2 separate regions of the Homo sapiens genome follow, and region 2 is linked to region 1. Evidence: read pairs that join two places in POLR2A ChIA-PET (ENCODE). Cell type or tissue: OCI-LY7. All regions are shown on one strand.

Region 1 (5,000 bases):
CATCTTTCAAGATCCAGGTTCCAAAGTCATGACCCCTCTGAAGTCATCACCAACCACTGCCCCCTCTCCCACTCCTAAGTCTCATTCCTCAGGCTCCCGCCTCATCCCCACTCCACGGTGCAGAGGCTGAAAACCAGGACCCTGGAGCCCAAACAAAATGCAGACTGTGCTCTTTGGCTTGCACAGTATTTTTCTTTAATTTGGGATTCGTTAGCAACATTTTTAAATCAGGAGATTTTATATAAAAGTCAGAACTTCTAACTTGTCTCTAAAGAGGGCAAGTTCTGGTGACACTGGGCACACATCCTCACCTGCCACCATCAGCTGAGGCACTTAGAGTGCCAGCCTCAAATGGGCTGTGTATCCTGCAGTTAACACCATCAGCATCTCTATGTACAGTCTCACAGCCAACCTCTTTCCTTCATCTGGCTTCCTGCCCAGCCCCTGGGTGCACCTGAGCATGTGGTCTGTGCAGAGTAAACTGGGGGCATTCCTGCACATGGCTCTACCTCCTGTAGCCTGCAGATCTGTGGGGCAGGACCAGGGCTTACTGACCTCTGCACAGGCCCTCACCAGCACCCGGCACACACAGCCCTCAGCACAAAACAGTGTCCTTTCTTCCTCCTCCCCCAGTGCCCGGGTGCCACTCAAGGGCAGGAACCAAGTCTGATTCATCGTGGAAGCTCCCACTTTTCCCAGGGTCAGGTCCTTATTGAATACTCAGGATATGAATGAATGAGCAGCTGTTATTATTTCCAATTTACAGATAAGGAGACAAAGACTTCAAGGTGAAGTGACTTGCCACAGTCACATGGAAACCACCAAATCTTGACTCAAATGGGTTTCCTTCCTGACTTTGAGTTTGGTCTTTCATTCCTCCCTGAAACCCAAGGGTTCCTACAATAAAAATAACACCAACAACATTATAATTATCATCATTATGAATACTGCCATACTATGAGCCTGGCACTGTGCTAAGCACTTTTTTTTTTTTTTTTTTTTTTGAGACGGAGTCTCACTCTGTCACCCAGGCTGGAGTGCAATGGCACTATCTTGGCTCACTGCAACCTCCGCCTCCCAGGTTCAAGCAATTTTCCCACCTCAGCCTCCCGAGTAGCTGGGATTACAAGCACCCACCATCATTCCCGGCTAATTTTTGTAGATATGCGGTTTTGCCATGTTGGCCAGGCTGGTCTTGAACTCCTGACCTCCGATGATCCACCCACTTCGGCTTCCCAAAGTGCTAGGATTACAGGCGTGAGCCACCACGCCCAGCCAGCACTTTTTATACCTCATTTCATGTAATCCTTACAACTAATATTGTTATCCACATTTACAGTTGAGTAAAATAAGGCTCAGAGAGGTTGTCACTTGCCCAACATCACACAACTGTTCAGTGGCAGAGCTGAAATGTGAACCCAGAACCCATGGGTGGGAGATAACTCCAGAGCCTGCAGAGGAACCTTGGCTTGGGGTAGGCAGGGGCATGAGGGGAACCTCAGCCACAAAGGCCAGTGGCCCACAGCCCTCAGCCAGGCTCCCACTGCACTCCCCTAGCCCTAGTCCCAGCTTTCCCTGCCAAGGTGCTGAGGATAATGAATGAGATGCTCTGGTCGTCATGGAGACGCCATGGCAACGCTGCACTTTCGGGAAATACCACGGTAACCGTGGCCACTGCTCTGGAGTTGAAGTCACTCTATCTAACATCCCCACCTGAAAATGCTGCCCCGGACCCATAAGAGAAAAGGGGCAGAGGTACAAGGGCCTTCTTACAGGAGCAAGCTGTCCAGAGACTGGGACCAGGGAAGGGGGTCCGGCTTGGGCCTGTGATGAATGGGTGGGCTCCAGGAATGAGACCAAGAGCTCCATAAAAGCAGGTATGGAGACTGAGCAAGCCATGCCTTTCATGGTGAATTGTGCCCAGTAACCCAACTCACATGTACACCATGCCTACTGTGCGCCAGCAGGCCTCCTTAGAAGGGCTGTGCACACCCTTCTATTTCACTCTAGTGGTGACAGCTAGCATAACAGTTAAAGGCCGAGACTGGAGCTAGCCTGCCTGAGCTTGAATCTTTGAATCTTTTCTTTCTTTTTTTAAGAGTCTTGCTCTGTTGCCCAGGATCACTCCAGCCTTCCCCTCCTGGGTTCAAGCTTCGAGCGATTTTCGAGCCTCAGCCTCCTGAGTAGTGGGGATTACAGGCACCTGCCACCATGCCCAGCTAATTTTTGTATTTTTAGTAGAGACGGGGTTTCGCCATGTTGCCCAGGCTGGTCTCGAACTCCTGACCTCAAGTGATCCACCTGCCTCGGCCTCCCAAAGTGCTGGGATTATAGACGTGAGCCACTGTGCCCAGCATATTTTCATTTTTTGAGACAGTGTCTTTCTCTGTTGCCCAGGCTGGAGTGCAGGGGCACAATCACACTTACTGCAGCCTCAACTTCCCACGCTCAAGTGATCCTCCTACCTCAGTCTCCCAAGCAGCTAGGACCACAGGTGTGTGCCACCATGCCCAGCTAATTTTTTAATACAGACAAGGTATCCCTATGTTGCCTAGGCTGGTCTTGAACTCCTGGTCTCAAGCAATCCTCCTGCCTTGGCTTCCCAAAGTGCTGGGATTACAGGTAATTCCCGGGTGCAGTGGCTCCCAGCTGGGGCTTGAATGTTGGCTCCATTATTTACCAGCCTCATGACCTTTGAGCAAATCTCTCAACCTCTCTGAACCTCAGTTTCACTAAATCTAAAATGGGGTTTATACTACTTATCTATCTTGCAGGGCAGCTACCAAGACAAAGAGAGATGAGGCATGTAAAACACTGAGCTCAGTGCCTGGCACATGGTAATATAAGCTAATAAAATGATTACTCAGTAACAGATTTGGAAAGTGAGGCTCAGGAAGGAACTGGCCCAAGGCCACATATCAAATTAGTAGTGAATTGAGAAAGAGAGAGGAAGGGAGGCCAGGCTGACGCCAGAGGGAAGGAGCAAGAGAATGGGATCCAGGAAGGAGGTTCGAGATCTTTCTGGGAGTGCGGAACAAGCAAACGACCTGTTTCCTCATCCTGTATTTACTGAGCACCACTAGGTGCCAAGCATGCCACTAGGCACTGAAAATGCAGTGGCGACCATGACCTTTCCACAAGGGTTTCTAGAGGTCTCTGGAACCCAAGGTTTTATGTCTCTGGTACGACATGGCTGCAGTGAATGGGGGAAGGTGCCCAGGGCCTTGAATGCTCACCCAGCCCACATTTTATTTCCAGCCTAGGTCACTCTTGACAATGCCCTCTGTGGACCACACACTGCTCCCTGCCCCCCCAACACACACACCACATTCACATGCACATGACAGGCTCAAATGGCATCATCATAGGCATCTGGGCCACATGCACATGGGGTGGGGGCTGAGAGGAGGTCAGTGCAGAAAGAGCTCTGCCAGCAACCTCAGAAGGATGTGAATGGGTGGGTACCTGGACTTGGGCAGGGACCTGAGCAGGGGAGGGCGTAGCAGTGGCTGCAGGCCTGGGGAACAGGTAGCCCCACATGCACCCAGGGCCACTCCCCATAGCTGATCCAGCCCCTCCCAGCCAGTCACACCCCCAGCACAGTCACATCATCACCCCCACCCAGCCACACCCCACAGCTTCCCAGCTCCACCAGCCACCCTACCACAGCCTGCCCCACCCACCACATCCAGCTCAGCAAGGAAAATCCTCCACATTTGCTTCCCAGCTGTGCGGGAGTTTCTCCAGCGTGATTACATCCCTGGGAGGCCGAGACCAGAAGCAAATCCCTTCCTCTGCTGGAATCTGCTACATGCCCCATCCCCCATCACCCCCACAGTGCTGCCTGGCCAGGAGCCAAGCTGCCGCCTGTCAGTCACCCCAGAGTCCAGGACCACCACCACCGGGAAAGAGACTGTTGGAGGTCTGGCTCAGAGTCGCAGGGCCACAGAGAGCACAGTCTACCCTGCAGTAAGCCCCTGGGGACACTGAGACCCAGAGAGAGGAAAGGACCTCCTGGCTTGTGCCGTCTGGTGTGCCCCACTCTCATTTACCTTGGTCCATTTTCTTGTCCATTAAAACCCTGTCCCTCCTCCTCCAATGCCAGCCTCAGCAGGGAGGTGAACAAGCCTGCTCTGGATTTCTAAAGTCCTGATTGAGCTCCCCTGCTCCACATCCCACCACGCAACACCAGGTATCAGTTGTTCTTGCAACTAGAACATGGGGCTCCCAACTTCACTGAAAGCTTTCCAAGGCACAAGCCATCTCCTACCCACAGCAGGTACTCAAGAGCCTTGTGCCCTTGCCAATTACCTTCCCCTCTGTGAATCTGCTACGCGGCATCTCCAAGCTAAATGCATTAATAACATTAACTTCCATTTATGAGACATGCCATGTCTGCGTTACATGCCATTATTTCAACCTTACCACAGCACCATGACCTAGATTCCCCCCATTATACGGATGAGAAACTGAGGTCCAAAGAGGCCAGTCACTTGCTGCAGCCCACAGAGCTAATAAGGGGGTGAATGGGAACTTCAGCACACAGCTGCTGGGCTCCAGAGCCTGGGCCCCTCATCCCCCATCTCCGCAGCCCCTCTGTGATCACCTAAGACAGCTAACATTTGCCAGATGCCCTGCACATCCCTTTCTCCATTCCTTTTCAATAGTTTTCTGTCTGTGTTTGTTTTCATCCATTTTATATGTGTTTTAGTATCACAAGCAGCCTCTAGTGATCTTTCTTGGAAGTAGCTCACAGATCATCCGTCAATCAACAAGGAAACAAAGCATTAAGCACTACTGGTTCACTCCCTGGTTCTCAACTTGTGAATCTGTTCTGGGTTCCCTGGCAGGGAAGGCCCAACAGAAAACCTCAGGAACTTAGACCTCACTTGTTGAGAATGTGTCCTTCTTCCAACAGGGCCTGAGTTGCGAGTTTACCTTTGTACCAGCTCTGAAAAAAAGGGCTTACCGAGCAAACATACCAGACAGCCTGGGGGTGG
Region 2 (5,000 bases), 93 kb after region 1:
TCCAAGCTCCACTGCTTCCTGTTACTCTGTCTCCCTCCTCCTGTGGTCAGGGGTAGGTGGGACAAGGCTCCTTCCCTGGGCGGTGGAGCCTGTGTGACAAGTGAGAAACTGGGACTTCTTACCCTGTAAGGAAAGATGCAGGGAGCCATTGTCCACGCCCTCTGGGAAACTCAGTCTTGGGACCCTCCCTCTTGGCTGGCATCAGTCTCTAACCTCCAAGGGCACGGGCAGGATGACCGTGGGATTTCCCTCAGCTGTGTCCTGAAACTGCTGCACAGAGAAAAGAGTTCGGACTGCCATTCTATCACCATTGGTTTAGAATCTAGTGACTGTGATGCATTATTCCCTTTATTTTAAATTTAGGCTGGGCGCGGTGGCTCACGCCTATAATCGCAGCACTTTGAGAGGCCGAGGTGGGCAGGTCATTTGAGGTCAGGAGTTGGAGACCAGCCTGACCAACATCGTGAAACCCCGTCTCTATGAAAATACAAAAATTAGCCGGGCATGGTGGTAGGCACCTGTAATCCCACCTACTCAGGAGGCTGAGGCAAGAGAATCGCTTGAACTCAGGAGGCAGAGGTTGCAGGGAGCTGAGATCACGCCACTGCACTCCAGCCTGGTGACACAGTGAGACTCCGTCACACACACACACACACACACACACACACACACACACCCCAAAACAAAAAAAACTATAAATTTAGTTTTACCTTGTATTGAAGTTGTAAATTCACATAGTCTAAAGAATCAGGCCGGGTGCAGTAGCTCACGCCTGTAATCCCAGCACATTGGGAGGCTGAGGCGGGCAGATCACCTGAGGTCAGGAGTTCAAGACCAGCCTGGTCAACATGGTGAAACCCTGTCTCTATTATAAACACAAAAAAATTAGCCTGGCATGGTAGCACGAGCCTGTAGTCCCAGCTACTAAGGAGGCTGAGGCAGGAGAATCACTTCAACCCAGGAGGCAGAGGCTGCAGTGAGCCGAGATCGCTCCACTGCACTCCAGCCTGCGCTATAGAGTGAGACTCCGCCTCAAACAAGCAAACAAGAATCAAATAGTTCTACAAGATTTGCTGTAAAATGAGTAGCAGATCTTCACCATCCTCTTTACATCAGTTTCAAACTTAAAAAAAATTTTTTTTTCCATCTCCGTCCCCAAACCGCCTACCCAATTTAAAACTTTTTCAGCTGGGCATGGTTGCTCACGCCTGTAATCCCAGCACTTTGGGAGGCCAAGGCAGGTGGATCATCTGAAGTCAGGAGTTTGAGACCAGCCTGGCCAACATTGTGAAACCCCATCTCTACTAAAAAAAAAAATACAAAACTTCGCCAGTGGTGGTGGTGGGTGCCTGTAATCCCAGCTACTTGGGAGGCTGAGGCAGGAGAATCACCTGAACATGGGAGGCAGAGGTTGCAGTGAGCTGAGATTGCGCCACTGTATTCCAGCCTTGGGTACAGAGCAAGACTCCATCTCAAAAAAAGAAAGAAAGAGAGAGAGAAAAAAAGAAAGAACTCTAAAGTCATTCTGATTCCTAATCTTCTGATTCCTAATCCTTTGTATCTGTCTTGATTTTTCCTTTCTGGAAATTTGCAGAATCTTCTCTTTGTTCTTATTTTGCTGAAACTTCACAACAGCATCCCTTGCTGTGAAATTGCTTTCACACCTTGTCCTCAGTGCTCACTGGGCCTCTTCAGTTTGGAAATTTATGTCCTTGAGTTCTGGAAAATGTATTGACTTATTTCACTGATGATTTCTTCCCCTCTATATTTTCTGTTCTCTATTTCTGGAACTTGGTATTTGGCTGTTGGGCCTCCTGGACTGGTGTTTAATTCTCTTATCTTTTCTGTCTGATTTTTAAATTTATCTTTGTGGTCCACACTTTGGGAGATTTTAAAAAAACACTTTATCTTCCATCTATTGACTGTTTAATATCTGCCCTCATATTTTAAATCTTCAAGAGCTATGCTTTGTTCTTCTATACTACTTATACTTTTATAGCATCCTATTCTTGTTTCATGGGTGCAGTATCCTCCTTTTTCTCCCTAGGGCTATTAATGACAGTTCATTTCCTCCATAGTGCTTTTTTTTTTTTTTCTGTGTGGTTGTTTTGTTCACTCTCTTTTATGTTAAAGGCTTTCTTTAGATGTCCCAGGATTCTGGATTATCTAAAAAACCTGATTGTCTAAGACAGCTGTGACCCATGAGTAGGACTTATCCACCAAGGGCTTCCTATAGGGTATTCTGGTTGAGTTGTTTCATCAGGAAATTCCCAGTGTCAGAGTCCTGAGGCCTTTTTTTCCTGGGATGGTCATGCTCCACAGAGAAGCTTCCTCCAGGCTGTGGCTTGGGTGAAGGCCTGGCTTTCACACTGTGGGTAGGGGAGAACACTGGGCCTCTCAGCTTCAGTACCAGGCTCACGTTCTTTATTTGTCTGGGAAAGACACTTGCAATTGTCCCTCAAGGAGGGGGACGGGTGGCCCTCGGGGAGGGAGAGGGCGTGGGTATCTCACTGCCTCAGAAACAGACTTCCAAACTACCTTCCTCTTTTTAGTCCCACCTCTACTCACCACCCAGGTACCCGACACACCAGTTCCTGAGTCTGTTCTGCCACCTAACTACGTGGCTTCTCAGCTTTTCTAGCCGCAGGTTTAGGATGCAGTTTTTTTGGGGTCTACTAAGGGACTTAACACTTGCTCACCTGCTTTCCTGCTTCTCAAATTCTATTGTTTTCTCATCTCCTGTTCTCTTTGTTCTTGTAGATTTACACTTAAAACAACCTATGGTCATTTTAGTGACAAAAGCAAAGTGAGAGAGGAAGCAAAAGTAAATGTGTGCTCTATCCATCATTACAATCTTCAAAAAATAAGACCTAATTCATGTACCATAACATTCACCCTTTAAAAACTGTATAAAATTCAATGGTTTTTTGTACATCCACAAAGTTGTGCAACCATCATATCTATTCTAGAATATTTTCATTACCCAAAAGGGAGCCCCATACCTGTTAGCAACCACTCCCCCTCCTTTCTTCCCCACAGCCCCCCAGCAACCCCTAATCTATATTTTGTCTCTGTGGATTTGCCTATTTTGGGCACTTCTCATAAATGGAATCATACAATGTATGGCCTTTTGTGTCTGGCTTTTTTCACTTAGCATAATGTTTTCAAGGGTCATCTATGTCGTGGTATGAATCAGTACTTCATTATTTTTTAAAGTAACAGTTTTATTGAGTATTCATTCCTCTTTATGACAGAGTACTATTTCATTGTATGGATACACCACATTTTGTTTACCTATTCATCAGTTGAATATTTGGGTTGTTTCTACTTTTTTGATATTATGAATAATGGCCCTATGAACATTCATTTGTGGGCAAATTTTTGTGTGGATATAGGATACCATTTGTCTTGACTACACAGAAAATAGCTTAATAAATATTTGAGCTGGGCACAGTGGCTCACGCCTGTAATCCCAGCACTTTGGGAGGCCAAGGCGGGTGGATCACTTGAGGTCAGGAGTTCGAGACCAGCCTGGCCAATGTGGTGAAACCCCATCTCTACTAAAAATACAAAAAAATTAGCCAGGCATGGTGGCGCACAGCTGTAGTCCCAGCTACTCAGGAGGCTTAAGCATGAGAATCGCTCGAACCTGGGAGGTGGAGGCTGCAGTGAGCCGAGATCACATCACTGCACTCCAGCCTGGGTGACAGAGCAAGACTCTGTCTTAATTAAATAAATAAATAAATAAATATTTGAACAGTACAGTTTCACTTTTTTTTTTTTTGGTGGGGGTAATATCCATCATCTCAAACTTTTATCATTTCTTTGTGTTGGGAACATTCAATATCCTTTTTCCAGCTGTTATTGAACCTAGCGAGGTTCTGCTCACATGGCATCATAAGGCCAAATATTTATATCGAGGTTTGTAGTGGAATAAAAGAGGGTATTTATTTGTAGACGACCAAGTAAAAGAATTGGGCATCTCATGCTTAAGAGCTGACCTTGGTTGGGTGCAACAGCTCATGCCTATAATCCCAGCACACTGTGGGGCCAAGGCAGGAGGATCACTTGAGTCCAGGAGTTTGAGACCAGCCTGGGCAATATAGTGAGACACATGGTCTCTACAGAAAAATTAGCTGAGTGTGGTGGTGTGTACCTGTATCCCCAGCTACTCGGAGGCTGAGGTGGGAGGATCCCTTGAGCCTGGGAAGTTCAGGCTGCAGTGAGCCATGATTGCATCACTGCACTTCTTCAAGGGGGACAGAGTGAGACCCTGTCTCAAAAAACAAAACGAAACAAAGAAACCCATCTCCAATGAGTGGCTTATAAGCAAGGATTTTTTTTTTTTTTTTTTTTTTTTTGAGACAGAGTCTCGCTCTGTCACCCAGGCTGGAGTGCAGTGGCGTGATCTTGGCTCACTGCAAGCTCCGCCTCCCGGGTTCACGCCATTCTCCTGCCTCAGCCTCCAGAGTATCTGGGACTACAGGCGCCTACCACCACGCCCGGTTAATTTTTTGTATTTTTTTAGTAGAGATGGGGTTTTGCCGTGTTAGCCAGGATGGTCTCGATCTCCTGACCTCGTGATCCGCCCGCCTCGGCCTCCCAAAGTGCTGGGATTACAGGCGTGAGCCACTGCCCCCAGCCATAAGCTAGGATTTTAAAGGCAGGGGTAAATCTGAGGAAAGCAGAAGTTATAGGCAAAATTCTAAATCAATACATGAAGGTTATATATTGGTTTGACCTAAAAAGGTGGGACATCTTGAAGTGGGGGTCCACAGGTCATGGGTGGATTTAAAGATTTTCTCATTTGTCATTGGTTAAGGACACGAACGTTTGTCTAAAAATCTGGGGTCAGAAAAAAGGAATGTTAGCTCTGGCCTGTGGGCATGACCTCCTCCAGGCCCCTCAGAAAGAAATTTATTTATTTTTAATGTTTAAAATGTATTATTTATTGAGACAGGGGCTCGCTCTGTCACCCAGACTGGAGTTTAGTGGGACAA

The links. Peaks named below come from ENCODE experiments on the same cell type or tissue, not always from the same donor. Only the 100,000 strongest peaks of a DNase experiment are listed, where the experiment ranks them.
Region 2: POLR2A ChIA-PET joins it to region 1 with 6 read pairs; 5 of 35 experiments call an interaction of 5 or more read pairs at or near these places.

Annotation. Positions count from the first base shown.
Region 1 is chr5:150,510,565-150,515,564 of GRCh38, reverse strand. All of the region lies in intron 1 of NDST1 (N-deacetylase and N-sulfotransferase 1), which reads right to left. Among named protein-coding and RNA genes, the nearest start is that of NDST1, 4.9 kb to the right of the region's middle. RefSeq lists enhancers at 2,922-3,575, 4,877-5,000 and a silencer at 3,664-3,958. In OCI-LY7, a CTCF peak has its summit at 1,982; a DNase peak (open chromatin) is centred at 434.
Region 2 is chr5:150,417,329-150,422,328 of GRCh38, reverse strand. LOC124901106 (a long non-coding RNA gene) reads right to left here and starts at 270. Exons shown (of 2, transcript XR_007058994.1): 1 at 123-270. In OCI-LY7, no CTCF peak of the experiment used is centred here; a DNase peak (open chromatin) is centred at 2,578; H3K4me3 peaks cover 775 bases; H3K27ac peaks cover 857 bases.